Linked DNA regions of Mus musculus: regions 1, 2, 4, 5, 6 and 7 are each linked to region 3. The links are chromatin loops, found by intact Hi-C in ENCODE. Cell type or tissue: heart. All regions are shown on one strand. Each heading gives the region's core, and the rest is flanking DNA. Links, peaks and the distances in the headings are about the cores only. Region 1 holds the start of Aph1c (aph1 homolog C, gamma secretase subunit). Region 2 has its middle 19 kb from the start of Usp3. Region 3 holds the start of Fbxl22 (F-box and leucine-rich repeat protein 22). Region 4 overlaps Aph1b (aph1 homolog B, gamma secretase subunit). Region 5 has its middle 5.6 kb from the start of Lactb. Region 6 overlaps Aph1c (aph1 homolog C, gamma secretase subunit). Region 7 has its middle 7.7 kb from the start of Car12.

Region 1 (4,552 bases), core at 268-4,267, 320 kb after region 3:
GCTTGATCTCGGGTCATCAGGCTTGGTGGCAAGCACGTTTACCCACTGAACCATCATCTTGCCAGGTACTCCAAAGCTATGCTTTTTTTGCTACTAAGAAATGGCTTCCTGGTTTTCAATTTGTAACTTAAATTGCCTCATTATGAAAAGGGAACTCAATATCTACTGCTAAAAGCAAGATGTTTTTAAAAATCCAGAATAACAACATGTTAGGAAGGGAGATGACCAGAAGCCTGTCCCAGGGGGTGTTGCTGAGACTTACTTTAGGTTTTATCTATGAACTTCGTGGAGAGTCTGAGTGGCAGGAACGAAAACATTTGTTACTCCACTGACCTTACCACAGAAGCAAGGCTAAACTCATAACTTCCTGAAAGAACATAAGAACCTAGGGCTCCAAGTCCAAGCTCTGACTCAAATTACTGGTTTCATGTGACGTCCTCATGGGTCCTTCAGCTGATCATATCCTAGTCCCAAATGAAAGCTCATCTCACACACACACACACACACACACACACACACAAGCCAGTCCTCGTGACAGTCTCTCCCACTCTCTGTTTTTTTTTTTTTTTTTTTTTTTTTTTTTAAGAGAGGCTTCACTATACTCTGTGGATGTCAAGGAACTCACTTTGTAAACCAGACTGGCCTCAAACTCACAGATCTCTGCCTGCCTCTGGGGATTAAGGTGTGCACCACCAGAGCTTCTGTTTTACCTTTGCACCTCCAGTTCTGACAAAGTATCTGGGAAAATTCTCAAGAAACACTTTTGGGAGGAAGGAGAAGGAGGGAAAGGCAAGGGAGCAGGGGAGCAGGGGAGCAGGGGAGCAGGAGGGTGGGAGGGCGGGCGGGCGGACAGGCAGGCAGGCAGGCAAGCCAGGTCATAAATTTAAATACAATTTTCAGGCTAGAAATGTAACAACCACCAAATCATAATTCAAGTCTAACTGGGAAAATAAAACAAACATTTAACTTACTTTAACAGCTTATAATATGCGAGCCTGAACAGCTCTTGGATACAGACAGAGAGCAACGCTCCGAAGATGAGCAGATAATTCTGTACTGATTCATCTCTGTTGTTAGTAATGACTCTCACTAGGAACCAAAACATGGACGAAAGCAGGAGAGACACCAACCAGAAGAAAGCACTGGAACGTAGAAGACAAAAGTCACGAGTTAACAGAAGCACAGGAAACAAATATCTTGATCTTTTTTAGGAAAGAACCCCTTCACATGGTATTCCGAATCAGCATTTGCTAATCAATGGTCCATTTTCCTCCTAGTGAAAAAACAGTCCAAGAGGAACGTCAGATGCCCTCAACAAGGACGATTCAGTGACCCTGTCTGTGTACACCAGAACACTATCTGCCAAGGACTGGCAACGAGGAAGTTGGTTACTGCTTTGCCTCATTGGTGTGCCATAGAAACATATAACCAGTGGCTGTTACAATTTTCATATCCTAGAAAATGTGAATTTAATGGCTTAGCTGTCTGTAAAGATAAGTATCTTTTCTGAAGGAAAACAAACACCTACACCTGTATTTATTGTGTGCACCATGGAAAACTCAGAAGTTGAAAACCCATGCTGTGGTCTAGTTGTTTTCCAGGCCCGGTTCTTACAACCTTCCTGTGGACTTTAAGGACACAGCAAGCTTGACGTTCAACAGACTCTATTGATTTTTAATGCCAACAGCGAAGGAGCACTATTTATTACAGGAAAAAAGAACGCAGAGAGGCTGGAGTTCCTGGCTAGCCAGTGAGTTGCCTGGGTGCCAAGTCTCAGAAACTCAGTCTCAGCAGGTGCAAAGGGATCAAGACCGCAGTCACCAGCAGAGTTAGATATTTACCAAGTTCTCAGCAAGACTGGTCAGGTGTTGCAGCGGTTTTCTCAGGCTTTCACCATTGGCTGCACCCCAACCATTACCCAGGGGCCTACAAGAAAAATCTGAGCCCAAATTCCTCACAGGCATTCTGAGTCCAAGAACGGGGGTTGAGGAGGTGGACAACTGATCCCCAGGTGTCTTTAATGGCAGAGAGTGAGAACAGCTCTTCGATGCCGCTGAGCACTGAGTGAAATGAGAAATTCCTACGGAAAGACTAAGGCTCCATACACGAATGTATCCACTTATTCCCATCTTCCACAGAAGCCAAGACCCGCAGGACTCGCCTGCTCAGCCTGAACCCCCTCCCCCCAGTCTTGGACAGTCCCACAAGCTGGGAGCCACTGGGAGATGGGGATCCCGGGGTCGTGGAAACCCAGGAGAGGGAGGGACCCGCGGTGTCCGGGACTCGGCTCAACCTCACCCAGCGATGAGGAAAATGACGCGCAAAGGGTCGGTGGCGATGGTGAAGAGGTAGAGTGCGAACGCGGGCCCGAAGGCGATGAAGGCGCAACCGAAGAACACAGGCAGCGTCATGGTACCCACAGAAGCCAGTCCCGGGGGACCTGAGTGGATCCGAGGTGACTGGGACGATTTCTTAGCGGAATGCGGGGCGGGGCAGGCCTGCCAGGTACTCCGGGCTCGATCAGAGAAGGGGGCGGAGCAAAGCCCGGGAGGCGGGGCCTCGAGGTGCTCCAAGGCTTTTTTGAGCGGAGGGCGGGACGTACGAGAGGCGGTGCCTTAGGGGCGGTTTCTGGCCAATCAGAGCCTGGGGGCGGTGCAGGACACAGCCAGTCAGAGCAGAGGGCGGAGCGGCGCTCTAGATGAAGTGCCTTGAGATGCTCCGCGGCTTGTTTTTGCAGAGGGCGGGGTGGAGTCGAGGAGGCGGGTCCTCGAGCTGCTCCACAGCAAGGCAGGACTGGGCGGGGGCGGAGCTCGAAAAACAGAGCCTGTATCGCACAACGGTCAGTCGCAGAGGGGTGTCCAGGCGGATCTCGGGAGGTAGTTCCAGGAGGTGCTCCAGGCGCTGAGAGCGAATGGCGGTGCAGGATTCGGGAAGCTATTTCTTGAGAGGCTCAGAGTACTGTTAGAACCTGTGCAGCGGCATCGAGAAGCTGTCAGAGAGGCGGTTCCTCGAGGGGCTCCACGTGCTGTCAGAACCGGGGCGGCCTCTAGTGTCTCTGCGTGCGTACAGCGCAGGGGACAGGGCCTCGAGGGGCTTCACAAGCGGTCAGAGCGGAGGTGCAGCCTGGAAGGATTCGGTGTGCGGGCAGGCTGGGCAGCAACGCGGCCTCCTGGGACTCCACGTGCCGTCAGACTGCGGGGCGGGGCCTTGAGGGCTGGGCAGTTCTTCAGAGCACTCGGGGTGCTGAGAATGGAAAGGGGTCCTTCAAGGTTTCTTCTCTAGGTTTCTTGGGGCAATGAAAGTTGCCCGCCGAACTGGGCGGGCGCCTAGACCTCCGAGAGGCAAAGGGCTACACCAAGCCTCAGACTTGCCAGCGCTGCAGGTCCTTATTCCAAAGCGTGGCTCACTGAAGACTTAAAAGCTGTGCCCCAGCCCTCTTGCCTGTGGGTACACATTGTCCCTGGTGCTGGCCAACTGTAAGGTGGTCTAAGGGAGATTACCAGGCCACTTTTGTGCTGAAGGTCAATTGAAGTAAACAGCAGGACAGGGGCACGGTTCCTTTAAAGTAAGTATTTTTTCTGTGTCCGTGGTTGCAGGAATGTGGGGCTCCCATCCTATGTAAAAATCCAACTGGGCTGGTATGACCCAGGTGAATCATCCCCTATGGAAAAGGAATAATGAAATACTGACGAGTTGTTCTGACAAGTTGGTTTCTGTGCCACTAACAGCCCTGATCTCCAAAAACTTAAAAAATTTTAAAGGCATTCTCTAATCATATCTGAATTTAAATTTCAGGACAAACAACCACAGCTATGTTAAGAATGCTACAAGGTTAATATTGACTAATTACATTCATGTTTGTGGAGAATTGAAACGCTGTAGATACAGAGCCAATATCTTGGGCTATCTAGCCTCTTTAACAGCTATTCATTCCCACCTCTGCATCTGCTCTAATGCCCTTGTGACTATCACGTGACAGGTTTTTTCCTTCATATTTACTACTAGCCTCCACAAACCCCAAAGCTAAGAATGTCATCGGATTGCAGCATCTGACACCTGTAGCAGAGATTTCCCTGCTCTGCTCTGCCCCACTTACCTGATATTTCCAATAATGCATCTGAAAGGGGCCTTGATTTATTACTTTCTTTTGTAACTGTAAAAACTTCATGTACTCATTTCCATGTGGGAAAACAGTATTTGGGGCAACCCCAATACTCTGTTCCCCAGGCCAAGATCACTCAAATTTGGCTGCAGAATAAACAATTTTGAAATGAGAGCTGTGTTTTGCTTGACATTCTTATAGTAACATCGCTTTGCTATACATTCAATCACAAGTCAATTTCAGTGATGCATCTGTCTTCCTGTTTAAATGTAAACTTCCAGAGGGAAAAGACTTTGTTATTTCCCAGTGCCTAGAAGAAACTAAAGTAAGGAATAGAATAATCTTGAAGATGAAGCATTGAAGCATCTGAAATCTATTAATTTCATAATTTCTAAGAAGCTTAAGAATAAAGATTATAAAGTTCTCTGGCCATTCATATTTAAGATACAT
Region 2 (4,552 bases), core at 400-4,399, 98 kb after region 3:
GAGATGGCTCAGCAGTTAAGAGCACATAGTGTCCTTGCATGGGACCTCGGTTCCATTCCCAGCACCCATGGCGGGTGGCTCACAATCTCCTGAAACTCTAGCTCCAAGGTTATCCAATGTTTCTGGCTTCTGTGGGCACCTGAATACATGCACACACATAATTAAAAATAAAGTAAAATCTTAAATAAAAACCTGCATGAATGTGTGAAGGCCTGAGCATGCATATATATATATATATATATATATATATATATATATATATATATATAGTGTGTGTGTGTGTGTGCGCGCGCGCGCGCGCGTGCGCTCAAAAAGATCCACTGAGACCAGAAGACAGCATGCAATACCACAGAGCTAGAGCTAGAGTTAACGGAGGTTGAAAGCTGTCCTCCCCCAATATGGGTGCTGGGAACCACACTTAGATCCTTCGAAAGAGCTGTAAGTGCTCTTAATCACTGAGCCATCTCTCCAGTCCCCCAAATAAATTATTTTTTTTTATAAATTAGAGGGTAAAATCTGTATATGAGAGAGAACATATGGCTGGTGAAGACCAACTTTAAAAGCTTCAACTTATTAACCATTTGCTTCCTCTGTGCTGGACGGGAAGAGCCAGCCAGCCATAGCCTCCTGTATACAATAATCTCCACTCCCTTCTTACACGTGCTCATGAATTTTGACTCAACAAACATTGGGTAACTATGACAGTAAAGACAGAACACATTCCCCTTCTTAAGAATCCCCTCCCGGACTGGAGAGATGGCTCAGTGGTTAAGAGCACTGATTGCTCTTTCAGAGGTCCTGAGTTCAAATCCCAGCAACCACATGGTGGCTCACAACCATCTGTAATGAGATCTGACCCCCTCTTCTGGGGTGTCTGAAGACAGCTACAGTGTACTAACGTATAATAATAAATAAATCTTAAAAAAAAAAAAAAGAATCCCCTCACATCTGGCATGTGGTATTTTTTTTTTTTTTTTTTTTTTTTGGTTTTTCGAGACAGGGTTTCTCTGTATAGCCCTGGCTGTCCTGGAACTCACTTTGTAGACCAGGCTGGCCTCGAACTCAGAAATCCGCCTGTCTCTGCCTCCCAAGTGCTGGGATTAAAGGCGTGCGCCACCACCACCCCGCGGTATATTCTTTTAATAGAGAGGCAGAGACAGTCAGATCTCTGTGAGTTTGACAAGCCTGGTTTACATAGTGAGTTCCAGGACAGCCAAGGCTATGTAGAGAGACCTTGTCTCAGACAACAACAGTAACAAGAATCCCCTCCTCACCTACCCTAGCACCGCAGATGTGTGCTCTGACCCTAGAGCTGTACATTTTCCAAATCATTCTGAATACAATGAAAACCAGCACACAAATCCAGAGGCCCATTCTCAGCATGGTTGGTTGAATCCGTGCACGTGATACCCATGGGTAAGGAGGATCAGTGATAACTGAAACATCCAAGCCCAGCTCTGTCCAAATGCAGGACGGGGAGGCAGGAGGATGTGGCCCTCTGTGCCTTGGAAAGGCTCTAAGGATGCCTGGTTGGCAGACAGCAAGCAGAGTGTACACAGGATGGGCTTCACAGAGGAGCTTTTGACCCTAAACATGGCGCTTACACTCAAAACTCTCATTCGCTTCCCCAGCCAGGGTAAACCTTCTACATATGAGAAGATGTCACCAATAAAGATTTATCTGGGAGCCTGGGAGATGGCACAGCAGATCAAAGAGCTTGTTAGATAAGCTGATCACCTGAGGTTCCTGGAATCCACATGGTGGAAGGAGAACTGACTGAAGTTGTCATCTATTAGCTGCAGGCTCAGTTCTGTGACATGTCAACAACCACCCCCCGGGATGATAATGTTATACAGAAAATAAAAGTTCAAGATTTATTTGGTGCAGGTGGGGTGCTGCAAAGCAGTAAATCCCAGAATCTAGAATGCTAAGGCAGGAGGTTCATGGATTTCAGGCCAGTCTGAGGTATGTAGTGAGACAAGGGGGGGAGGGGAACTCATTAATTAATTAATTAATTAATTAATTCGTTAAACAGAACTATGGCCTTTGAAAGGACTATAGTAGTTCTCCAACTAAACACATGTTGAGAATCTGCATACGTAGCAATAAGGAGGTTTGATACACGCAGAATTTGGGTATATCTCTGTTGTCTGGAGATAGTAGACCCAGTAAGCAAATACTGACATGACCTAGGAAGACTCAATTACGGCCCCTGGGTCACACATGTAACTAACTGGTGGGATCAGAAGTCGGAAGGTAGTGTACGAGGGAGGAGACATTCAAACTCCCCACTCTGGGCTATGGAAAGACGCTGTCCCTGTGCTGCGTGTTGCATCATTACAGACAGTCCCAGACTTCTTGCCTCCAGTGTTTGTGACAGCAGCAGCTATTCTGGCTCTCCATCTCTCTGTTTATAAAAATAAAGTGCTTGAGAAACGCGTCTCCCAAGTGTCCTCCCAGCACTGGATGCTTCGTCACGGTGTTTTCTCCTCTTCCCTTTGCAAAGGCTCTGCTGGCCCAGTTCCCCCTGGCTCAGAGCTCCTCAGGGGACTCGGCGTCTCCTGGGCTCGCCCCCTAGAGGACATCTGTGGCGCTGCAGGAGCCAGACTCCCGGGGAGAATCTGTGCATCAGACCAAGTCAACATAATCACACGGTAAAGCCAACTTTAATTACCGCTTTCCCTTTTTGAAAAACAGGGATCAACTACACATTCTCACAGCCCTTCCCACGCTTGCCAGGGCAAGGCTTCTGGAACAATGACGGGCGCAGTTGCAGCTTGAAAAGCCACTGGATTATTTTAAAATTGGATTCTATTTTAAACTCCCCACCCCTCCGTTTCTCTTAGGTCCTAGGAGACCCATTTGTTGATCCCGTAATGATCTTAAAGAGCTGACAGGTCTCAGTTATAAAGTAATGCATTTGTCTCTGGTCGTTTTATTAAAACAATCTTTTGGGTTGTTAGGTAATACATGCAACATGATACAAGACTGAAACATCACAGTGTTCGCAGGGCTAATCACAATAACTGAAGTTGGAAATGGCCCAAGCGTCATCACTGGTGAGTGGCTATACAGATCAGTGAGATGGCCCAGCAAGGAAAGGGACTTGCTGCCTCTTCTGACCACCCAAGCCCATCCCTGACTCCTGAGGGTTATCCTCAGAGCACAGTGACACCAGAACCACCTCTTACCATAAACAAACAACATCACACAACGCAGTGTTACTCAGCCATAGAAAAGAATGAAGAAATGATAACAGTCTAAAATAAAAACAAGTTTTGAAGACATGCCAAGTGAAGGAAGCTGTCTTAGGGTTTTATTGCTGTGAAGAGACATCATGGCTTGGCAACACTTGTAAATGAAAACATTTAATTTGGGGCTCCCTTACAGTTTCAGATGTTTAGCCCATTATCTTCATGGTAGGAAGCATGGTGCCCTGCAGGTAGACACGGTGCTGGAGAAGAAGCTGAGAGTTCTACATCTTGATTCATAGGCAGCAGGAGGAGAGTGTGCTACACTGGGCATAGCTTGAGCATAGGAGACCTCAAAGCCCACCCCCACAGTGACACACTTCCTCCAACAAGGCCACACCTACCAATGGGCCAAGCATTCAAACACTTGAATCTGTGGGGGCCATACCTATTCAAACCACCACAGAAGCCAGGCCAAATGTTTGTTGTTTTTTATTCTTCAAAACAGGGTTCGTGGGCTGGAGAGATGGCTCAGCAGTTAAGAGCACTGACTGCTCTTCCAGAGGTCCTCAGTTCAATTCCCAGCAACCACATGGTGGCTCACAACCACCCATAATGAGATATGACGCCCTATTCTGGTGTGTCTGAAGACAGCTACAGTGTACTCACATACATAAAATAAAAAAATAAATCTTCAACAACAACAACAAAAAACCTAAAAAACAAAACAGGGTTCTCTGTGTATCTCTGGCTGTCCTGGAACTTGCTTTGAAGACCAGACTGACCTTGAACTCAGAGATCTGTCTGGCTCTGCCTCCATAGTGCTAGGATTAAAGCTGTGAGCTGGAGCTGCCCAGCTTAAAGGGCCACGTTATATCATTACTGTTCTATGAAATATAGAGAAGAAGCAAATTGATAGAGATATAGAGCAAGGTTAGTGGTAGCCAGGGCACAGGAAATGGTTTCTCATGGATGTGGGGTCTTCTATGAGATGAGGCAATGTCCTGAAGTTAGATGCATGGGAGGTCACCCTGTGTTATGAACGTACTGAAAGTCACTGAGTTATGTATTTTTAAACAGTTACAACAGCATACGTTTTTATGCTTTGTATATTTTTACCACAAGATGTTCAACGTTTTCCAGGTCTCCTCCCTGAAAGCAAAACTAAATATTAACTTTGTTCTTAAGCATCCAGAGACTCTTGCACCCGTGTGCGCGTGCATACGTGTGCTTAGGCTAGGCATTGTTGAAGGACTTTGTTCCTCACCTCCTCCTCAATAATCCACGCTTCCCTTTCTTTTCCTCCTCACAGTTTACTTAGAACAATCATCAGTTTCTTCAAAAGGAATCAGGAAGGAGTT
Region 3 (4,552 bases), core at 386-4,385:
TTAATAGCGCGCGCGCGCATCCTCAGTAGGAGCCCGTGGGGTGAGGCATGCTTTGTCTCCCCGGTGCAGCCGAGAAAGCTGAGGCAGCGCACACGCGTGCGCGCGGCGGCTGATCGGGTATCATGGCCGCGCTGCGTTCGGCGCTGAGGCGCAGGTTCGGGCAGGCGGCGCGGAGGCGGAGCAGGCCGGCGGCGCTCACGTTGCGGCAGAAGTCCACGTGCAGAGTCTGCAGCGCGCGCCCGTGCGCGGCCACGGCCGCCAGCGTGCGGTTGGTAACGCGCGCGCAGTTCTCGAGGCGCAGCGTACGCAGGCGCGGGCAGCTGAGCAGCAAGCGCGCCAGGCAGTCGTCCGTGACGTGGCCGCAGCCCGACAGCGTGACGGACGTCAGGTTGGGGCACCTGTGGGGAGAGCGGGGTGACACGGGGCTGAGGCGCAGCAGAACTCCTTCACAGGAGACTGCAGCGAGTCCGAGGGGCTAGGGCTGTAGCCAGGGCCCCCGGCCCCTTCATCTACGGGGTCCATTATCAGGGGTCTTTGAAAGGGACAGCTGTGTGCCTTTGATCCTCCCCGAGGCTGGGATCCATGCGTGACAGGGACTCTGTGGGCGGAGAGGTCTCCTGGGGTAGTGGTTAGTGACTGAAAACCATAGTGTTGGGTCAGACCGTCAGCTCGGTTGCCTGCAACAGTTACTTCGGCTTTTGGGTCAGCAGCCTGAAAGCCAGGGCCGCTAGCGCCAGGCCCTGGAGTTTGTAATGTGACCGGACTATCACTGAACCAAAGTTGACTTCTGTATGGTAGAAGAGTTGGGCAGTGTGTAGCCATGCACCTGTGAGGACTGAGGTTCGGGTGAGCAGAGCCCACTACTGGCACAACCCACTTTCCTAGAGCCCAGGATGGTCACGTGGCTTCCTCCTTGGGCGGAGCCTCCAGTGGGCCTGGGCCCTGTGGTCGAGGAGCTGAATGTGGATTGGAGGGTCGGGTTCCTTTCCACACCACCCTCCGCTTAGTGCCTTGCCTGCACCTAGCTGGGGCAGCTCATCTCCCTTGTGCCTGGGAAGGTTTAAATTTAAAGTGTGCTGGACTTGGTACCATTTCACACGCCGAGCCCATGCCTCCCTCATCATGCACGCTACACCTACTACACCAGTTTTGTGAATGAGGAGACTGGCTCCCGGTGGCTCAAGTGACTTGGCAAGTTACTCGTGATGGTTATGAAGGTGCATTTAAGCCCTCAGCATATTGCCTGATCTGGCCTTAAGGTTTAGACTGAAACCCAACTAAGGCAGAAGAATTCAGAACAGCTGACTCTCTTACACCCCCAGCTCATTTTACCTTTCTCAAATTACTGTCACTCCATCCTCTGGTCCTGTGATACAGATTTTCTCATTTTGCAGAGAAAGGTATGAGGTGGGCGTTTAAACATTTGGTCTGAGGTCAGTTATACAATATCAGAACTGGAAACTCAATACCTTTGCACTTTCTTTGACACTGGGGACAGGTGCTTAGCAGATCCTGTAAAAATCGAATCTTGCTGGTTTCAGGGATTAAACCTGGTTATCTTCCAGCAAGAATGAACCACTGTGGGATTGTAACACACAAACACACACACACTCTGCCCATAACCTTGCAGCCTAGTGAAACCCATCAAAATGGCCTTGCCTGGTCTTGTCAGAGCCAAGCCCAAATCCAACTTGGGAAGAGAACAAGTGAAAGGCAGGCCCCTGTAATTACTTTCTGTGGTGAGGCCAGCCCACAGTGGTACTAACCCTAGATGGCAGCAGCTAGCAACCACCCATGCTTCTTAGCTAGCAGGGAGCTCTTTCTCCTCAGCAGCTGGCACAGCCATGTTGGCCATAGCTTCCCTGCACAGGAAGGTGTGACTGACCCATTTTGTGGCTCAGCCTGTGCAAGGGATTGGGGGGAGGAGGGAGGGATGTGTGGCATCAAAAGATCAAATAGGGGATTTTTCAGGGCATCCCCTATTACGGTTTATCTCAAATTCAAATATAACTGGGTGGTGTGTATCTTACTTGCTAAGATCTGGCAGTCCTACACTGGCACAGCACACTATGTCTCAGAGTATCCCTTATGCCCTGACAGTTGAAATCCATCCCTGAGTGCTGTGCAGGACAAGTGTGTTCCCCAGAGGAGACGCTCACTGCTACTTTGCATAGGCTTTGCTTCAGCTTACCTGAGCACCCTAGCTCTCCTTCCTTAGCAGCAGTTCTCAGGCCTCGGTAACTGCATTCTTGTTTGAGGAATGGTGTTTATTTTTGGCCAAATTAGAGGCCTGAGCCAACTGATGCCTTTGGGAGCCTGACCTTGAAAATCCAGGCTCAGCTGAACCCAACCAGGCCTTAATGGCTGCCAGTGAAGACAGCTGCTCCAAGGAGCCGCTGAACCCAGCTGAACTCAACTTCATTTGCCACAGCAGCATTTTTAGGAGCTGAGAGTGAGCCGATTTAACCCAACTCTTTGGGCACTGGTTGTCTGCCTTGGTCTCAATCTGAGCCATATTGCTCTTGGAATGTGTGCTTCCCAGCCCTCCCTGGAGCCAGGGCCAACAAAGCCACAGTGCTCAGGGGCAAGGTGGCCTACCTGTTGCACACCTGCAGGAGGAAATCATTAACCAGGCTCTCGTGCTGGCTGCAGATGCTCCTCTGGAGGGCGCTCTTGAGCCAGTCCTCGATGCTGCACACCTGCACACGGCTGGAATGCCAACAGATGGACAGGCTGCGCAGCGCAGGGCTCAGCCGGAAGTTGTCTTTCTTGAGCTCTGCGAGAGAATGGAAGTGCAGCAGGGGCCAGAGGGTGGGGTCCTCAAACACATCTCGGAGCTGGGAGCAAGTCCTGGAGAGGCTCCTCCGGCTGTCCTTGTCCAGGAAGGAGAAGAGACACAGCAGACACTCCCGATTGAGCTGGGTTATGTGCATGGTGAGTGGTGGCCGCACGTGAATGCCCAGAAAGGGTCTGACCTGCCTCCTGCTTCCTCCCCAGATCAGGACTGGTGGACATATATGGTTGAGGAATGGTGTTTATTTTTGGCCAACAACTGGTGCTGAAGCTCGGGGTGGGGAGGGCGGGTGTCAGGATCCAGACTTACTCGAAGCCATCTGTGGTTCGGCTTATGTTCAGAGGGCCTGAAAGTCCTGGCAGAAGAGCAGCCCATTGAAGTTACAAGTTTTCCTTAAAAGGGATTTCTTTTCCTCTGAGCTGATAAGTGTTGAGCACAGGGCTCTTGGCTTTTACTAAGGTGTTTTCATTGGAGGTAATTAGCGACAACAGCCCTTCCTGGGCTTGCAGCCTTTCTCCTAGCAGGACAGTGAGTATTAGCTGTTAGGTATCAGAGTGTGTCGGTGCGGCTCCTCTGCTCACCCTTGCTAGGAAGAGGTCATTTTTACCATGCCCCAAACTGTGAGTGGAATCTGAGGATCATGCTTGGTACTTTAGCTCAGGACACTAATGGCTACCTTGCAAAGATGAGCTATCTTTAAACCCCAATGGCAAGGCCCAAATGGCTCCATTTTTACCCTAAACTGTCATAAGATTCATCTGAAATGTTATTTTAAAAGCTAGCACGTGTGTGTGAGACAGACAGACTGGTGCATGTGTTCTTTTTCGTGGGTGATTTGCAGAGTTTCATTATCTGTCCTAGATAGCATTCCCCAATATGTGAGGGTGGGCAGTTTCTATTTTTGAACACTTAATTGAAGTGTAAATAACTGGAAGTGAACTGCAAGTCTGATGGGTTTCAATGCTTGCACACAGCCCCCAGCTGCCCTGCTTTTTAGGAAGCTGTGCTGCAGATCTGGAAGTATGAAGCTGCTCTAAGTGCATACAACTTGGTGGAAACCTAAGACTACTACAGCTTCCCCTGAAAGAACTCCACAGAACCCCTTAATGACTACTCCCCTTTCCTCCTGCCCATGTAGGCTACAAGACTGGCCCCTGATGGCTGTTGCTCTGCCATTTCTTCTTCCTTCCTCTCCTCCTCCTCTTTTTTTTTTTTTTTTTTTTTTTTGGCTTTTTGAGACAGGGTTTCTCTGTATATCCCTGGCTGTCCTGGAACTCACTTTGTAGACCAGGCTGGCCTCGAACTCAGAAATCCGCCTGCCTCTGCCTCCTGAGTGCTGGAACTAAAGGCGAGCGCCACCACTGCCCGGCTTGCTCTGCCTGGAAACAATCCACAGAAGAGCCCAGCTGGTGAGGCGGGACTAGGATGTGATTCGTCTGCAGCCAGAATGAATGGTAACGTGCACAATGACATCTTGGCATCATACAGACTACTAAGTCTTAATGGCCAATGATCTTGGCATGGCCACCACTCCCTTGAGGGCTACTGCCCAGTGGTGACAGTCACACACACATGTGCCTCCTCTTTCCTGTGCTGTGGCATCTTCTCGGGGCTGTCAGAAGACCCATGCTCTGGAAACAGTTCCTACCTGAGCCTTTCCAAAGCCTGGGCAAGAGGTGACTTCAGCAGTTGGAGGACCATGAGAGAGTTTAGGGGACGGTAGAGGTTACAATGGGTTAAACATATAAAGTAAACCAA
Region 4 (4,552 bases), core at 331-4,330, 270 kb after region 3:
CATATTATTTACATGAAGTAAGAGACTCTCAAAACAATATTAAAAGACATAACTGTTGTGGCTACAGGACAGTAAGTTGTCACATCTCTGACAATATCTTCATGTCAAGCTCTGCCAGACCACACTAAAAGGATTCAATTCAGGTCTAGACATCCTTCTGAAGAGGACAGTTCCTATGGACAGATGGCTGCCAATGGTGTGACACTGAGACCACTTAAGATGCCTAGGGCTAAGTTTAGTTCTTTTAATATACCTGAGTCAAAAGACTAAGGCAAAACCTGACACAATGGGAATTCTTTTTAAATCATAATGTTTCTTGATGTCAATCAAGGAATAAGGGAATTCACTACCACAGGCATTTGGCATCTAGCTGGCAGCCTCTGCTCACCCTTCTCTCAGGACATTGCCATGGGTGCTAAGATCAGTTAAGTGTGCTCCCAGGGTTAGCTCCGAGAGTCCAACTACTTGGGAAATACTCTTGCTGGTGACATTTTTCAGTCTGTTCTTATTCAAAACAGTGTTACCCTGTAAGCTTCAGACAAGTATCATCTAGACCTCATTGGCCCTGATCTTGCTTCTAAGTTCTAGGTCTGAATGTCTTGATCCTTCCTATTAAGAAGTCTAATGGACTGACTTTTCCTCTTTTGTCAAGTCAGACATCTCCAACTAGCATTCAAAGCCTTCTACAGTCTAGAACCAAATGACTTTAATTTATAGATTCTCTATGAATCTTCAACTGCCTTCTTATGCCAGAATCACAGAACTCAAGCCAGGGATAGTTGTGCAGCAATTGGGGGAATAGAGACAGAAGTAGGGGGCTCAGACCTTTAAAGTCATCCTTAGATACATACTAAGTTTGAGACTAGCCTGGGCTATCTGACACCCTCAAAAACAAAAAAAAATTAAAACAACTTTTTCCCTCTCTTCCTTTCCCCTATCCTATCATCTCCTTCCTCTCCTTCTTTCAATGTATGTGTGTTTGTATGTGTATATGTATGTGTGTGCATGCACACACATACACATATGTACACAGATTGTCCTTTTTCCCTCAATATGCATTCCTCCACATTCTACCACACCTAGTACTTGCTCTAAGACAAAACACAGGGCCAAGAACATGGCTCAGTAAGTAAAGGAATTTGCTGCCAAAACTAACAATATATGTTTAATATCTGGGTATACTTTTTTGAAGGAGAGAACCAATTTTCTTAAATTGTTCTCAAATATCCATACATGCACACACACACACATAAATGTAATAAAAAAAGTTAAGATCCAGCACAATGTCACCTTTTCAGTAGGCATACTTGATACATTCTCTTCTCTATAGCTTTCATAAATTTGCTGTTGAGGGTCCTGTTCCCTAGACCAACTGGCATCCTACTGCCCCAGTCTCCCGAGTATGGTAATTATAGGTATAAACCACTGCATCTGTGTGAATGTTACACTACTCTTCCTCTCTGTAGTTGATTTTATGCTTTGTGTAGTTAGGTGTTTGTTTTTATAGTCAAAAGCTATGGAGAAGATTTTAATAATTATTTGTAGACTGCACACTTAAATAATCAAAAGGACTTCTCCCCAAATACTAAATTAGTGATCCAGGATATGACTTGAACTTGGGACCACAATCCCATACTTCCTTCTCTACCAAACATTTCCAAGAAATAGCAATGACTCTAATTACTGCTGTTCTGCTCCACAACCACAGATAACAAAGAACTAACTTACATTTATGTGTAAGTTATATGTAAGTATACTATGTGTACTTCATAAACTATGCTTGTCGGTAACATAAAAATCCATGTATATACATGTATCATACATGATGTGCATTATTAACACAACTGACATAGATAGAGATGCTAATTAACAACCCCATACTCCTTACTTATTCTAATTACCATTTCAGGAACAAAATGGTAATTAGAATACTTTTCCGAGGGATTCATTTTAAGCTGGCCTTGAAAACAGCTGGCTTTCTGAAGGGAATTAGCACCATCTAGAGGACAGAAACCTGTAGCAATAAAGGACATGGAAGGAACCGGCTCCTGCAACAATGTAAACTATAAGAAAATTTACAAGAAACATGGAAGGTATCTTATTAATTTCTACTAGATTCTAAGACATGAACCATTAAAACTATATTTGTTGCTTTTACAAACTTAACATTTTTACCTTTTAAATTTTATTTCAGAAATGTTCCAGTTTAGAAGGTAATCGGCTCTGTTGGAGGCAGTGTTAAGCATGACCTATTAGCACACTCTTCCTTAACTCAGAGCTGGAGTTAAATAGTCTGAACTGTATGCCGCAGGCCTCAGAAAGTCAAAGACCTTTCCAACAGGGAAGACTAACTTGCTGGCTGCACAGAGAACTGGTTCTCTTGAGTGGCTGACAGAATTGATGTCCATAGGAGAGGCTGAGATTCGAACTAACAAGGAAACAGAGAATGGTGGAGGACTGTCAATGCACTCAGGGACATGGGCATGATAAGACAGATGGCTCTAAGCCATTACAGCTTTTAAAATTGGCCATTTCTCTGTACAACCTTTTTATTCTATTGAAATCTACTGAAACTCTATCTATTTTTTGGTTGTATTTCCCTAAAGATGGTCACCTCCCTTAATGAGCATTAGCCTGGGTGTGGACACTGACTTAATTGAAAAAAAGGGTATATGAATTCCCTTATTTCAATGATAGAACTGCTATTGATCTAGACCTAAATAATATTCTGACTATAAAACAAACTTGTTATCATTGTACTATAACATATAGCTAGAGAAGAAAAAGCAATGTGAAAAGAGTTGGTCCTCTTTTACTACATCTTTGCATAGAAAGATCAATTTATCTATTATTTTTCACTCTGAATTGAAAGATATCATACTGCCTATCTGTAAATATCAACAAGTTATAGATAAATCAAAGAGTAGAATTTAGGGCTAGGGGTCTTATACTGAGTTCTTAGCACTAAACAAGAAGAAAAAATAGGGCTTACAGGCTTATGTTAAAAATAAATATAAAATCCCAAAATAAAGAGAATATGTCTCATAAAAGTTAGCTGCTGGGCAGTGGGTGGGTAGGGGAGTGGGGGGTGGGTATGGGGGACTTTTGGGATAGCATTGGAAATGTAAATGAGGAAAATACCTAATAAAATTTTTTTTAAAAGTTAGCTGCTAATGTTTCAACTATATATATACATATATATATATACATATATATATATATATATTTCTTATGCAAGATAAAATCTGTCATATTCCAAAGCACTCAAACCCCTGCCCCCACTCCCAGGTCCTTCACTTATAGTGCCTAAGAATATCTTGCCTTTAAAAGGCTTAACAGGGGTCTAGAGAGATGACTGCTCTTCCAGAGTTCCTGAGTTCAATTCCCAGCAACCACCTGGTGGCTCACAACCATCTTCAATGGGATCCAGTGCCCTCTTCTGGCGTGTTTGTACTCATATATAATAAATAGATTGATAGATAGATAGACAGACAGACAGACAGATAAATCTTTTTAAAAAGCTTAAAATAAATCATCATTCACTTGAATTCTGAAGCCAATGAATGCAATACAGATGATCCTTTAGAGCAGAACCCTGAACACCCACAGCTATGGCACATACCTGAATTAAGGAAGAACTGAGGAGAATCACCATGAATGCCCACTGTGCCTGGCCCCAAGGAGTTAGACAGGGTGTTCACAAAGGAAAACACTCCACTCATGATTCCAAAGCCCAAGCCAGAAACTAAAGAGGAAGAAAAACACCGGTAAACCCTTTTCCTGTTAGGCATCCACTTCAGCTCTCATTTGCAAGGTCTGGGGAATGCTGTTTCACTGCAGGGACAGGGTCTGCTTTTTTGGCATGTGGAAGGCATGGAGTGGTTCCTACAGCTGCAGAGAAAGTGCTGCTGCAAGGCTGAGGAGGATTTGGGTCTTTGGACTGGAAGGAAAAAGGGAAGGAAACAGCCTGCTGTTGCTGAAGCACCGGCCAGCCAGCTCTGGAAGGCTACGTGAGAAAGTGCAGAGCATGAGGAGTGGGTAAATGAACAAGGGACGGGCACAGAAGGGACAAGAGAAGATGTGAGGGATTAACTGTTTGCAAGGTGAGACCCCTGGGCCAGACTGAGTTAACTCTACATAGAGACCTAGATTGTGTGTGTGTGTGTGTGTGTGTGTGTGTGTGTGTGTGTGTGTGTGTTATGTGTGCATGGGCATGCATATGCGTGTGTGTGTGTATGTATGTATGTGTGCGTCCATGCTACATGTGCATGTGAGAATGTGTATGTGTAGACATGCACACTGGTGCCTACATGAGTTTATGTGTACCATGTACAGGTGTGCATGTGGGAGAGTATGTATGTGTGTGTGTGTTATGTATGTAGACATGCACACTGGTGCCTGCGTGAGTTTATGTGTACCATCTGCAGGTGTTGGGTCCCCTAGAGGTAGAATTAGAGGTGGTTGTGAGCCACTATGTGGGTGTTGGGAACTGAATAGTAGGTGTTCTTAACTGCTGAGCCATCTCTCCAGCACTTCTACTATTTTTCTTCAT
Region 5 (4,552 bases), core at 232-4,231, 470 kb after region 3:
TAAAGCAGCACACACATCTTCATATAGAGTAATGTCTATTCAAAGCTTCTACACTCACTATGTTCCTTTATGTGTATGCGTATGCCTAAGTGTATGTAGGCGCTAGCCTGGGGTGCCCATGGAGGCCAGAAGAGAGGATCAAATCCCCTAGAACTGGAGTGACAGAGAGTCAGGAGGACCAAACCCTGGATACTCTGCAAGAACAGCAAGTAGTCTCAACCACTGAGCCATCTCTCCAGCCCCACTATTTGATTGATTGATTGATTGATTGAGATAGGATCAGGTTGGCCTGGAATTCACTAAGTACCCCAGCTAGTCCTCAAACTCTAACCTCCTGCCTTAATGTTACAAGTGCTGAGATTACGTGTGTGCACCATCAGGGCTGGATCTCCTGCCCATTTATTTTATATTTTTAAATATTAATTTTATTTTACTTTATATGTGTGAATGTCATACCTGTATGTGTGTATGTGCACGATGTGTGTGCCTAGTCCAAAGAGAGGGTCAGGTTCCCTGCAACTGGAGTTATAGCTATTGTGAGCCATCACGTGGGTCCCGGAAATTGAACCTGGGTCCTCTGCAAGAGCAACAACTGTTCTGAACCACTGAGCCATCTCTTTGCCCCCACCTTCCCATTTCTATAACAGTATTGAATGACAAAATGAAGAAGCCACTAGTGGGTTACAATGAAGTCGGGGACTGGGGTGGGGGAAGGAGAGAAGTGTGCTAAGTACAGTTTAAAAGGCTGAGGTGAAGGATCATGGAGGTGACAGGCCTGTTCAGCTTGTCTGTGGAGTAGGACACAGGCTTTACTGGTCATTAATTGTCATAGAAACACAAGTACACAAAGAGTAGAAGAGAAACCGGGGCAACCTGAATTACATTAATAGATTCTATTTATGTTACCGTCTTAGCTATGGTACTTTACTGTAGTTTTTTTTTTTTTAAATGTTACCAATTTGTCTTTTTTTTTTAAAGATGTATTTATTTATTATATGTAAGTACACTGTAGCTGTCTTCAGACACTCCAGAAGAGGGAGTCAGATCTTGTTACAGATGGTTGTGAGCCACCATGTGGTTGCTGGGATTTGAACTCCGGACCTTCGGAAGAGCAGTCGGGTGCTCTTACCCACTGAGCCATCTCACCAGCCCCCCAATTTGTCTTTTTAAAACAGTTATGGGATCTATAAGTAATAAATTTTATTACTTACCAGGGCATGTGAATATACAATTATTTCCAAATAAGGTTAAGTTTAAAAATGCAATAAAAAAAAACCCTGATCAGTCTCATAATGTGTCCCTTCAAGTACTGTCCTTAATAAGGCTATATTACACAACCTTCAAAGCTCAGCTCGGGTCTTGTGTCTTCCCGTAGACGTCACTGGTCAGAACCAGCCAACTGTTTCCTCTGCCTTGATCTTCTGTGCCTTCTCTGTTGTGCCAGCTGTTCGGATCTAGGTGGCAACCCTCTGAAGGCACAGCTTCGCCTCTGCATTTCTCTCCCCATATATAAAGCTCCAGATTGCTTTGTCTTGGCGGGTCTGAATCCTGATGATAAACCTAGTCGTCACTTTATCTGTAACCTCACTATAACTATATTACAGGTTGCTGTGAAGGTTAAATGTACTACAACATGAAAAGGAGATCAAGTGAGTAGACATTTTACTGAAAACAGAAACAATGAGCTGGAGAGATGGACCAGCAGTTAAGACTATGTAACTGCTCTCACAAAGGCTCTAAATTCAGTTTCCAATCCCATACCGGGCAGTGGAGGCCATCCTACAACTCCATTTTCAAGGATATGCCGCCCTCGTCTGGTCTCTGTGGGCATTGCACTCATGCAGAAATCCATACTCGGAGACACACAGACATACACATAATAATTACAGATACATACAAAAGTAAAATAAGATAAGATGCCGTGTGAGGAGTGGTGAGGAGGGTGTGACCCCAGGCTTCAGCTTGATACTTGTTTCTAAAATTACCACAGGGAAAGAGCAAAGACCTACTGAGAGTGAATGCCCAGTGCTCTATCATCCAAATGTTTGCATTTTGCAGCTGTAGTGACATCAGTATCTGCTTCTGGACATTTTAGGTGTGTGTGTGCGTGTGTGCGCGTGTGCGTGTGTGTGCATGCACGCATAATATATATTCATATACATGAAAATTGTGCTGGTCTATATACATATATGTATGTAAATCATATGTATATATGTATATAAATCAGCACACTTTTCAAAAATAAATGTTAACACCACGAATATCATCCTTGAGTGTTGTCCTTGCTTATATTCTCTGTGTTGTTCCAATTTTAGTGTATGTGCTGCCAAGGCAGTTATACCCCACAACAGAACAGGAGGACAACTCTGGAACATTTTCAAGTTTTAACTTCCCTAGGAGGCTAAGGCAGGGGGGGGGATTTCAGACTCAAGGCCCACATGAGTCACTGTCCTAATTTGGTTTCTGCTGCTTTGTGATTAAAAAACAAAAAACAAAAAAACAACAAAAAAACAACAACAACAACAACAACAACAACAACAAAACCTGACCAAAACCAGTTTGGGGAGGAAAGGGTTTATTTGACTTACAGGCCACACAGTCCATCACTGAGGGAAGCCAAGGCAGGAACTCAAGGCAGGGATCTGGAGGCAGGAACTGAAGCACAGGTGCTCAGGTGCTCCTAGGGGAGCACTGTCTACTGGCTTTCTTCTTATGGCTTGTTTAGCCTGCTTTCTTATACCACCCAGGACCACCTGCCCAGGGGTGGTGCCATCCACAGTGGGCTGAGTGCCCCCCACACCAGTCAATTACTTCCCCCTCCCCCAGATAATTCCTCAATCAAAGTTCCCACTTCCCAGATGTGTCTAGGCTTGTACTAATTGTAAACAAAACAAAACCAACAAACAATAACAAAACACCCAGCACCGCTGTATAGCCAGATTCTGTCTCAAGACAAAATAAAATAAAACAAGCCAAAAGAAAAGAAAAGGTTTGCCAGGAACCAATATTCTTTAGTAGCTCTGCTTCACACAAGGGCTGCCCTCCAGTTAAACACGTTCACACAGGCTTCCCTCCACCCACAGCATGTCTTCCTATCAAGCTCTCTGTTTAATTATTTGGTGGACGCCCAGTGGTTAAAGACCAAATAAGGATTCAGTTTCAATCACTGGAGGAGCCAGTCTGTTCTGCTCCTAGATGGAAACTTAGAGAATAAATAGTCTTTTCTTGAACTGTCTTAATGACCCTTCGAAAGAAAGTCACCAAGGACTGTGAGTGCATCCTCTCTGCCATCGTGGGAATTTGGAAACTCTTCAGAACTGAGCTGAACCCTGAGGACCTCACTAGACTCCGGGTCCTCTCCACACAGGCCAGTGGATTCTGTAATGGATTCCGTAGAGACGGCCGCCAGTGTACTCTGCCTGTACTGCAGGCCTTGTGGGCCTCATGATTTCACTGATGACTGAGCAGGGTAAAGCTTGGTCATTCAGTCAGGTCACCTCTCCTATAGCCTCGGACACATTTACCTTCTGGGAAAATAGAAAGGAGTTGTTGTTGTTGCTGTTGTTGTTGTTGTGGATCAAAAACAAAGAATGGGGCTGGGTAGATCATTCAGTTAGCAAAGTGTTTCCTGTGCAAACACAAGGACCCGAGTTCAGCTCCCCACCACCCACACACATAAAAAGCTGGATGGGGGCTGGAGAGGTGGCTCAGAGGTTAAGAGCACTGACTGCTCTTCCGAAGGTCCTGAGTTCAAATCCCAGCAACCACATGGTGGCTCACAACCACCTGAAATGAGATCTTCTGGTGCGTCTGAAGACAACTACAGTGTACTTATTTATAATAATAAATAAATCTTTGGGTCGGAGCAGTCAAGGATTGAACGAGTAGGGCCGACCAGAGCAAGTGGGATTGACAGGAGCGAGCAGAGGCCCTAAATTCAATTGCCAACAACCACATGAAGGTTCACAACTATCTGTACAGCTACAGTGTACTAATATACATAATATAAATAAATAAATCTTTAAAAAATCATTATTAAAAAAAAAAAAAGCTGGCAGACATGGCCTGTGCATCTGTAGTCCCAGCACGGGGGAGGTGGAGACAGATGACTTTCTAGAGCTCATTGACCAGCCTGCTCAGCCAAAGCTGTGAACTCCAGGTTCAGTAAAAGACCGTGTCTCCAAAATAAAGTGGAGAGAAAGTGGAGTCAGGTGCCAGGTGTGGTGGCACATGAGTGCGTATAACGCACACACACACACACACACACACACACACACACACACGGCATGAAGTAGCCTATATTTATTTTATCCTTACAGTTATAAGTAACTTTCCAAGTGTTGAAAAGCCAGAGTCCACGGAGAGTAAATGACCCTTCATTCTGTCATACTGCTTCTTTATAACAAACAGTATTTGATGTGCTGCTCTTGGGAGGAGCCACGCTGTCCTACCATTCGTTCACAAGGCCAGTGGCCATCAAAAGGCTCACAAAGGGCTTGTTCTTGCTGCAGTTTCCTTAGCTCAAGCACCAGGGATGGGTTTCTGAGTCCGT
Region 6 (4,552 bases), core at 206-4,205, 310 kb after region 3:
CCAAAAATCCTGCCTCTAACAGGTAGCTCATGGTGCCAGTATAGGGTGACTCCCATCATTAAGTCCTAGCAGATCATTAAGTCACCTGTGCTCTCATTAGGAAAAGCCTAATTCTGTCAGGTGAGCAAGATGACCCTAGGTAACAACTCTTCAAAAAGAACAACCCTGGTGCACCTAAGAAACACTTTTGGCAATGTCTTTGCTATATAAATCTCCCAACTGCCCAAGTTGCCAGACTTGTTTCTTGTCTTCAAGTGCAACCTGGAGTTAGGATGCAAAGGAGATTTAAGGTTGACAGTGTATGTTGAATGTGTATGCCTCAGGTCTATATAAGCTGGTAAAATGTCCTGCTTGAGGCTGGCTCCCTTTTGTGCATTCACCGGAACAAGTCATACACTGTCATTAAGGAGTAGCTGCTTCCTTCATTAATCTCTAAAGTGTGCAGAGTAATTTCTTACAGATAATGCATATCGATTCTATGCCACAATACAATAAATTACAATGTGAATGCTTCCTCTAGAAACCATGCCATGCAGCCACCCTGAAGTGATCACTGTGACTCTTTAGCAGAGATGTGGGTAGGTTGCAAGGGGAGGTTCAGGAGGGACCCGCACTGTAGAGCCAGAACTAAACAGAATTGGCTGTTAAACAGGCCCACAAATGCCAGGATTCCTAATACACACAGCCACACAGTCACAGAGCCACATGGGTTCTAGCTGAGGTTGTTGAGGAAGGCTAGACTTTCAAATGCTTGTAGTACTGAGTTTAGTTTCATTTAATGCTTAATGACTCTAGGCATTCTTTCTTCATTTTTCATTTTCTTTAGACAGTGTTTCACTATGTAGCTCAGGCTGACCTTGAACTTGTAGGGATCCATCTGCCTCTGCTTCCCCCACCCCCAAGTCCTGGGATTAAAAGTATATATGCCACCATACCCAGCTTTTTGGTCATTGCTTCTGTCCTGTCTGAAAGCACTGGAAATGGAGGCCTGTAGGGCCTCTTCCTTCTACTTGGAGCATCCCTCCCTGCAGCCCTTTCCTTTGTTGGCCTTGGTTATTAATCATCTTTAAGAATTTTCTATTCAAATGGCACTTCCTCCATAAACTCGTATTTATTTTTCAGTAAATATTTTTAAGTGCCATCCAGTAACAAAGGTCTCCATGAGGCTCTGGGGATGGCCATGAACAAGATAGCCTTAACTTTTATCATTTAGCACACAACTGGGGTTGGGGGCATTAAACAGTAGTCACGTCAGTCACTCACACCTGAGGTACATATGAAAAAGGCAGAGACCTTTCCTGTTGCCATGTGAGTCCATGCCTGTCTTCCTCTCTGTAACATCTACATTATTCTTTGTGTTTGCTTTTATTCCTCCATGGGCAGAAGGCATGGAGAAACCTTTAATAGTTATTTACAGAATATATAGTTAAATAATGGAAAGGACTTGTTCCCAAGTATTAATGAGTTAGGATATGATATGACTTGAACTTGGAACTCCAATCCCATACTACCTTCCCTAGCAAACTTACAAGAAATGGCAGAATCTAACTTACTGCTGGCCTGCTCCACAGATAACAAAGGACAAACGTGTTCATTTCATAAACTATGCCTGTCTGTAACATAAAAATCCATGTATATACAGGCATCATACAATTTATGTATTATTAACACAACTGACATAAGTAGAGGTTTATTTACTTTCCTACTCCTTACTTACTCTAATTACCATTTTAGGAACAAATCTACTTTTCCAAGGCACTCATTTTAAGCTGGCCTTGAAACAGATTTGTTTACTGAAGGGAGTTGGCACCATCTAGAGGACAGAAGCCAGAAATACAGGAGGATGGAAAGAAGTTCCTTAAACACTGTAAACTTTAAGAAGATTCGTAAAACTGAAGCAGTAACAGACTTTAGCTACTTAAACTATATTTGATTCTTTTTTTTACAAATCTAGCATTATGGTCATTAAAATTCATGTCACAAATATTCCAGTTTAGAAATATTTACAAAGGTGATCGGCTCTGTTGGAGGCAGCGTTAAGCATGACCTATTAACACACTCCCCCTTAACTCAGAGCTGGAGTTAAATAGTCTGAACTGTATGCCGCAGGCCTCAGAAAGTCAAAGACCTTTCCAACAGGGAAGACTAACTTGCTGGCTGCACAGAGAACTGGTTCTCTTGAGTGGCTGACAGCAATGATGTCCATAGGAGAGGCAGAGATTCGAACTAACAAGGAAACAGAGAATGGTGGAGGACTGTCAATGCACTCAGGGACATGGGCATGATAAGACAGATGGCTCTAAGCCACTACAGCTTTTAAAATTGGCCATTTCTCTATACAACCTTTTTATTCTATTGAAATCTACTGAAACTCTATCTATTTTTTGGTTGCATTTCCCTAAAGATGGTAACCTCCCTAATGAGCATTAGCCTGGGTGTAAACACTGATTTAGTTGAAAAAAAATAGATTTATGAGTTCATGTATTTCAATGACATAACTTCTGTGGGTCAGACAATTATAAATACAACAGATGCCAGGCATGGTGGCACATGCCTTTAATCCCAGTACTTGGGAGGCAGAGGCAGGTGAATTTCTGAGTTCAAGGCCAGCCTGATATATAGATTGAGTTCCAGGGCAGCCAGGGCTATACAGAGAAACTCTGTCCCAAAAAACCAAAATAAATAAATAAATAAATAAATAGATAGATAAATAAATAAATCAATAAATCATATTTTCCTCTATTTTTAAACAAATGTGAAATTTAATGAAAATAATATTCTAATTATAAAACAAATGTGTTATCATTATTGCTGGTGATTGAAAAGCAATGTGAAGAGTTTGTCCTTTAATAGTATCTGCATAAAAGACAATTAATCTATCATTTCTTCTCTCTGAACTTAAAGATTAAACCATACTATGTAAATCTAAAAAGCACTGAGATGTAGATTAAGTAAATATTAAGACTTAGAACTGGGGGCCATGTATTTAATCCCTAGTACTAGATAAAGAAAAAAATATTAAGACTAATAGGCTTACATTGAAGATGAATATAAAATTTCAAAAACAAAAAGACTTTATCTCATACAAATGAACTGCTAATATTTCAAATATACTTTAACATTTTAGAATAGCAAAATGAAGATATAGATCTTATGCATGATAAATTCTATAGTATTCCGAAGCACTCCAATCAAACCCCGGCCCTCACTCCCAGGTCCTTCACTTATAGTGCCTAAGAATATCTTGCCTTTAAAAAGCTTAACATAAATCATCATTCACTTGAATTCTGAAGCCAATGAATGCAATACAGATGATCCTTTAGAGCAGAACCCTGAACACGCACATACCTGGCACATACCTGAATTAAGGAAGAACTGAGGAGAATCACCATGAATGCCCACTGTGCCTGGCCCCAAGGAGTTAGACAGGGTGTTCACAAAGGAAAACACTCCACTCATGATTCCAAAGCCCAAGCCAGAAACTAAAGAGGAAGAAAAACACCGGTAAACCCTTTTCCTGTTAGGCGTCCACTTCAGCTCTCATTTGCAAGGTCTGGGGAATGCTGTTTCACTGCAGTGACAGGGTCTGCTTTCTTGGCATGTGGAAGGCATGGCGTAGTTCCTACAGCTGCAGAGAAAGTACTGCTGCAAGGCTGAGGAGGAGTTGGGTCTTTGGACTGGAAGGCAGAAGGGAAGGAAACAGCCTGCTGTTGCTGAAGCACCGGCCAGCCAGCTCTGGAAGGCTACGTGAGAAAGTGCAGAGCATGAGGAGTGGGTAAATGAACAAGGGATGGGCACAGAAGGGACAAGAGAGGATGTGAGGGATTAACTGTTTGCAAGGTGAGACCCCTGGGCCAGACTGAGCTAACTCTACATAGAGACCTGGATCGTATGTGTGTATGTGTGTGTGTGTGTGTGTGTGTGTGTGTGTGTGTCTGTGTTACATGTGCATGTGAGAATGTGTATGTGTAGACATGCACACTGGTGCCTATATGAGTTTATGTGTACCATGTACAGGTGTGCATGTGGGAGTGCGTGTGTGTATTTGTGTGTGTGTGTGTGTTGTGTATGTAGATATGCACACTGGTGCCTGCATGAGTTTATGTGTACCAATGTATAGGATCTGCAGGTGTTGGATCCCCTAGAGGTAGAGTTAGAGGAGGTTGTGAGCCACTATGTGGGTGCTGGGAACTGAATTCGAGTCCTCTGCAAGAGCAGTAGGTGCTCTTAAAGGCTGAGCCATCTCTCCAGCACTTCTACTATTTTTCTTCATGACACCACAGGGTCTAACTTACCATACGCCAACAGTCGCATCGAGGGTGCTATGTCCTCCTCCGGGTTTATGCTTTTCAAACCCTCACTGGCTTTTCTAAAAGAGAAATACCTTTTTAAAAAATTTACAGCTGTGGGTTTTTTTTTTGTTTTGTTTTTTGTTTGTTTGTGTGTGTGTGTGTGTGTGTGTGTGTGTGTGTGTGTGTGTGTGTTTAGGTTTTTACAGGACCCTTCAAAACTAGATAATAATGAGGCTTCTGATCAGGTTACACTCTAAGTC
Region 7 (4,552 bases), core at 273-4,272, 190 kb after region 3:
ATCCAGGCAGGCATGGTACAGGCTGAGCTGAGAGTTCAGCATCCTGTTCCAAAGGCAAACAGGAGAAGACTGGCTTCCAGGGAGCTAGGATGAGGGTCTTAAAGCACATGGCCACAGTGACACACTTCCTTCAACGGCCACACCTACTTCAACAAGTCCACACCTCCTAATAGTGCCACTCCCTGGGCCTAACATTCAAACCACCATAGCATGCAAAACTATTTGGGCAAAAAAACAAAAATAAAATACAAAATACAAAAAAAAAAAAAACCCAAACAATAAAAACCCATATCAAACCAAACCACTTATGTGACACACTGCAGTTTCCAATGCTCTAGGATAAATGAATATTTGATGGAGACATGGTGGAAATGCTAGGTGTGAGAGAAGCCTGCTGTAGACAGGGAAACACAGAGTTGCTGAGTTAGGTCAACACGGTTGTGACAGCAGCCCGGGCTTGCCCTCTAACTCAGCCCCTGAACAACATGCTGCCCAGACACATGCACAACTGCCCTGGTTCTGAGCAACAGCAGATGTCCAGTATGAAGAACTGTTCATATTCTGGATTGGATCTTCTCAAAAGACCTTTATGGTCCAAGCTGCCCCTGGAAGCCACTTGGTATCTGTGGTCTGATGCCCTTGTCCATGTTGCAGCCTGAGGTTCATGTGGATGTCAGTGGTGTTACAGCAGCCAGGATGTTTCTGCTGATGTTCCTGGCCAAGTTACCACTAAAGGCCATACAGATGTTGTCGGTTTGGGCTGCCCCTGAGGCCATGCTGATGTTTGTGGACGCTGCTGAGGGGCCATGCTGCTATGAGTGGGTAGCCATCTGAGACGTGTTAATGGGTATAGCCTATCATGCTACTGCTGAGGGCCATGTCTGGGTCCCCAGTCCTACCTCAGCTGGGGTCTGTGGCCAGTATTGCCACTGAAGGCCATCTGGGTATCTAGATGTCTGTGATCTGTACTGCTGCAGAGAGCCATGTTGACGTGAGAATCCTGCACTGCTACCTGACGCCATATTAATATCTTTGATCCGTACTGTTGTCAGGGCTAGGATGGTGTCCGTGGCCTGTGCAGTGGAAGAGGGTCATGTTGATGTCCATGGTCTGAACTGCCACAGGAGACCATGTTGACATCAGAGACCATGTGGGTGTCCATGGTCTGTGCTATCATGTTCAAGTCCATGACCTGCTGACTATAAAGATCAAGGGAGCTACTTTTTCTATGATATTGATGATTGCAGACATACAGTTGAGAAAGAGGGACATGAAAGGTCAACCGGCACAGCTACATAATAAAACATTTACATAGAACAAAGGTAAGAAAGTGCTAAAAATGTACATGAGTGTGCATATGCAATTGATGTGTAGCAGACAAATCAACAGGAAGGGGTGACTGCTGCATAGATAGTGTAGGGGACTGGCTCACTACATAGAAGAATTATGGTTGATCCCTAACTTCAAATACCACCATAAACAAACATGAGCTGCAGACCAACTAAAGAATCCAGTGTGTGTGTGTGTGTGTGTGTGTGTGTGTGTATGTGTTTTGGGAACAAAAATTAGCTCTTTGTTTCTCTTCTCTTCTCCCCTCCTCTCTCTTTCTTTCTTTCTTTCTTTCTTTCTTTCTTTCTTTCTTTCTTTCTTTCTTTCTTTCTTTCTTTCTTTCTTTCTTTCTTTCTTTCTATCTCACTATGTAACCCTGGGTGGCCTGGACTTTGCTATGTTGAGCATCCTGGCTACTAACAGAGATTTACCTGCTCCTGCCTTTCAAGTGAGATTTATTTTTATGTGTTTACCTGTATGGGTGGGTATTGTATACCATATGCATGCAGTACCCTTGAAGGCCAGAAGAGGCCATTGGATTCCCCTGTAGCTGGAATTATAGGCAGTTGTGAACAGTCATGTGGGTGAGGTGAGCCAAACTGGGTTCTTTGCAGGAGCAGTAAATGCTCTTAACTACATGTTTTAACTACTGAAAACATGTCTCCAGTTCCTCAATGTAAGTTCTTGTAGCAGTGTAGTACATGTGAGACAACATATTTGCCCCAAGGTTATCAGGAGTTTTTTAATTGACATGGACAATAAAGAGAACAAGATGTAAAAAAGTGAAGAATTGATGGGTATAGGATGGATTATTGGGCTTTCTCTGCCTTTAAAACATTACATGTAAATAACTTTGTTTCTAAAACTCATGTGGCTGAGTTATTTCATTGTTGCAGGTCAACATACAAAGTTGTTTCCTGTCTCTCCCAGGGCACTTTGCCCATCATCATGTTGCTCACTACTCCCCTCCAGTGGATGGATCTGGAATTACCTTTCATTGCCCTGTACCTCCTCTTTTGTTTAGACAAGGCTACAAAGGAGGATAGCTCCTTCCACCACTTCTCTGCTCTCTTCCTTACCACTTCCCTTCTAGGGGCAGCTAGTCACATAAGACTGCTGTGATCTGGGCACGATGATGTGTGCCCGCAATCTAGTACTCAGGAAACAGAAAGCTGATGCTCTCAAGGCTGGTCTAGGCTGTGTGTGCAAACAGCAACAAGAAAACAACAAGCTATTGTGTTGGGATTTCCATTGTTCACTATGTCTGACTGATTTACTCCCTGAGTTGGGGCTATGTTAGTTTGGTTTAATTTGGTTTTCAGAGGTGAGATGGGTCCAGGCAGTCTTGTTCCTAAAGCATGCCCAATGTCTTCATTAGCAACTCTCTGGTTACAGGTGTCAACCAACTTTGTAATTACGGATTATGGTGGTCTTCCTTCCTAAGTATTAGAAAAGATTTTTTACACATTTTCACTGGGATTAAGTGGGATTAAGTCCCTATCATAAAGATAGTGTGATTGAGGTCACCCCAGCCCCTAGAGGAAATAAAATCTGCAGAGAGAGTCCAAGTTTGTAGGACTAGAAATTTCTGATTCTTTTAACATTCTTTGGGAACTCTGGCTGTAGCATGCCATCATTTCTTCCACTCACAAAATTGTGGGTAGTAAGCAGAGGCATACAACATCAGAACCATGCTTTGTACATCATTGTTAAAAACGGTATAGACATTAGTAATCAGCCATTACTTTGTTGTTTATCTTTGGCAGAGGGTGCCATGGAGCCCAGGTTGGACTCAAACTCTCTGTGCAGCCAACACTGGCATTGAACTCCTAGTTCTCCTGCCTCTATCTCTCACGTACTGAGGTTACAGGCCCAAGCCATAAGGCTTAGCCAGTAATTCCATGCTAGTCACTTAATTACTGCCACGGAACCCCCAAATCTTCAAGTGAAGGGGTATAAAGCAGTTACTTCATGATGCATTTAGCCATCCCAGTGGTCTCGATATGCCATGTCTCCTTGGGAGGTGTCTTAGTTCACTGGTCAAGCCATCTCACACGAGAGAACTATGATGCCCTACCAACCACCAGTCAAATCTTTAGCCAACACAGGGCTTGGGAGGAAATTAGATCCAGCAAGACTGGCTGCTGGCCAGAGAGGCACCTCAATTCTATGGGCCCAGGGAGAAGCTCTCTCTACTCATCTTTGTCTATCCATGTTACAAAGCCAGCTGTATAAACTGCTGCCCCAGACTCTCCTCCCTGAGCACTGTTAGGCCTCAGCGCCTAAGTGAGGTGGCCCAGCTTAGTGCATCAACTCCAGTTGAAAGAGAAGAAGAAAAATCACAGGCATGCTCCTCCAACCCACTCGTAGGGATGGTTGCACACCGACGTGCAGGCAACTGGGGGTTGCTTGCCAGGTTTCTTTGGAAGTACCTGAAATGAGGGAGCAGATCTCGAAGTCCTGAGGTTGTAGACAGCTAGAGTGGAAGTACTTGTATACTCGAGCACAGAGGAAATTTCCAGCTTCTTCCAAGCCTATGTGGCAGTAGCTCTGAGTCCCCCACATCAGACTTTCCCTGCGACCCAGTGCCTGTGAGCCTACTGTTTAGAAGGTGTCTTATTTCAATAGAATGACTGGGGCCAATATATAGAACCACGGAGAAAACTGTATCTGGAAGTTTTTGCCTGTTCATCCCTGAAGGCCCATGGAAGTTGGTGAGGTTGCCCACACCAAGTATGGAATTACGGGACAAAATTACTGGCCTCTTCCTCCTTCAGCCATGCAGGGCCTTTTAAGAGAACTACATGTATGCAGTGTTAAGCATGCCCCCGTGCCACATTTAAATATGCCTAGCTTATTATATTACTTCTTGATGGCTCTGTGGGGGTGTATTTACTATAGCCCTTGTATCTTTGCTATCTTAAATTATTGTTATCATTTTGAATTTTTGAAGTGGTGTTTGTCTGTAAAGCCCAGGCTTGCTGTGAACGTGTGCTCTCCCTGCTGCCGACTCCTGGGTGCTGGGGTTACAGGGATACTGTCCCCACTCCTCAGACAGTATCTGAAGATACTCAGAGCAGAAGGCTGCGTGCCCAAGGTCATGTAGGACAGCGAGTGGTGTGGAGATGCAAACCCAAGCTCTTTCTCCCCTGTGCCTTTCTGTCTGACTCAGTGAAAGCTGCTGGGTTTGATATTAGGACTGTTTAATTTATGTTTCACTTAC

The links. A loop is a pair of places that touch in the nucleus more often than their neighbours do. Peaks named below come from ENCODE experiments on the same cell type or tissue, not always from the same donor. Only the 100,000 strongest peaks of a DNase experiment are listed, where the experiment ranks them.
Region 1: a loop joins it to region 3, with 2.7 times the contacts of the local background. A loop is called at or near these places in 10 of 42 quality-filtered maps.
Region 2: a loop joins it to region 3, with 2.9 times the contacts of the local background. A loop is called at or near these places in 16 of 42 quality-filtered maps.
Region 4: a loop joins it to region 3, with 4 times the contacts of the local background. A loop is called at or near these places in 16 of 42 quality-filtered maps.
Region 5: it touches region 3 in a loop (3-fold over the local background); 8 of 42 quality-filtered maps call a loop at or near these places.
Region 6: it touches region 3 in a loop (2.2-fold over the local background); 10 of 42 quality-filtered maps call a loop at or near these places.
Region 7: a loop joins it to region 3, with 2.3 times the contacts of the local background. A loop is called at or near these places in 11 of 42 quality-filtered maps.

Annotation. Positions count from the first base shown.
Region 1 is chr9:66,832,188-66,836,739 of GRCm38, forward strand. Aph1c (aph1 homolog C, gamma secretase subunit) reads right to left here and starts at 2,519. Exons shown (of 6, transcript NM_026674.3): 1 at 2,299-2,519; 2 at 972-1,142. The coding sequence starts at 2,411. In heart, for the core only: no CTCF peak of the experiment used is centred there; DNase peaks (open chromatin) are centred at 394, 1,874 and 2,684; H3K4me3 peaks cover 2,039 bases; H3K27ac peaks cover 1,345 bases.
Region 2 is chr9:66,609,357-66,613,908 of GRCm38, forward strand. No RefSeq gene overlaps it. Among named protein-coding and RNA genes, the nearest start is that of Usp3, 19 kb to the left of the region's middle. In heart, for the core only: no CTCF peak of the experiment used is centred there; a DNase peak (open chromatin) is centred at 2,505; H3K4me3 peaks cover 593 bases; H3K27ac peaks cover 289 bases.
Region 3 is chr9:66,511,621-66,516,172 of GRCm38, forward strand. It overlaps Fbxl22 (F-box and leucine-rich repeat protein 22), which reads right to left and starts at 2,973. Exons shown (of 2, transcript NM_175206.4): 1 at 2,599-2,973; 2 at 1-398. The coding sequence starts at 2,933. The coding sequence ends at 23. Usp3 (ubiquitin specific peptidase 3) reads right to left here. Exons shown (of 15, transcript NM_144937.4): 15 at 3,019-4,552. In heart, for the core only: CTCF peaks have their summits at 1,760 and 2,658; DNase peaks (open chromatin) are centred at 921, 1,761 and 2,851; H3K4me3 peaks cover 3,641 bases; H3K27ac peaks cover 4,000 bases.
Region 4 is chr9:66,786,024-66,790,575 of GRCm38, forward strand. It overlaps Aph1b (aph1 homolog B, gamma secretase subunit), which reads right to left. Exons shown (of 6, transcript NM_177583.4): 4 at 3,623-3,745. Among named protein-coding and RNA genes, the nearest start is that of Aph1b, 7.1 kb to the right of the region's middle. In heart, for the core only: a CTCF peak has its summit at 2,008 (motif pointing left); no DNase peak of the experiment used is centred there.
Region 5 is chr9:66,978,851-66,983,402 of GRCm38, forward strand. No RefSeq gene overlaps it. Among named protein-coding and RNA genes, the nearest start is that of Lactb, 5.6 kb to the left of the region's middle. In heart, for the core only: a CTCF peak has its summit at 1,824 (motif pointing left); no DNase peak of the experiment used is centred there.
Region 6 is chr9:66,824,378-66,828,929 of GRCm38, forward strand. Aph1c (aph1 homolog C, gamma secretase subunit) reads right to left here. Exons shown (of 6, transcript NM_026674.3): 3 at 4,296-4,369; 4 at 3,360-3,482. Among named protein-coding and RNA genes, the nearest start is that of Aph1c, 8.1 kb to the right of the region's middle. In heart, for the core only: a CTCF peak has its summit at 1,818 (motif pointing left); no DNase peak of the experiment used is centred there.
Region 7 is chr9:66,703,661-66,708,212 of GRCm38, forward strand. No RefSeq gene overlaps it. Among named protein-coding and RNA genes, the nearest start is that of Car12, 7.7 kb to the right of the region's middle. In heart, for the core only: a CTCF peak has its summit at 2,294; a DNase peak (open chromatin) is centred at 2,341.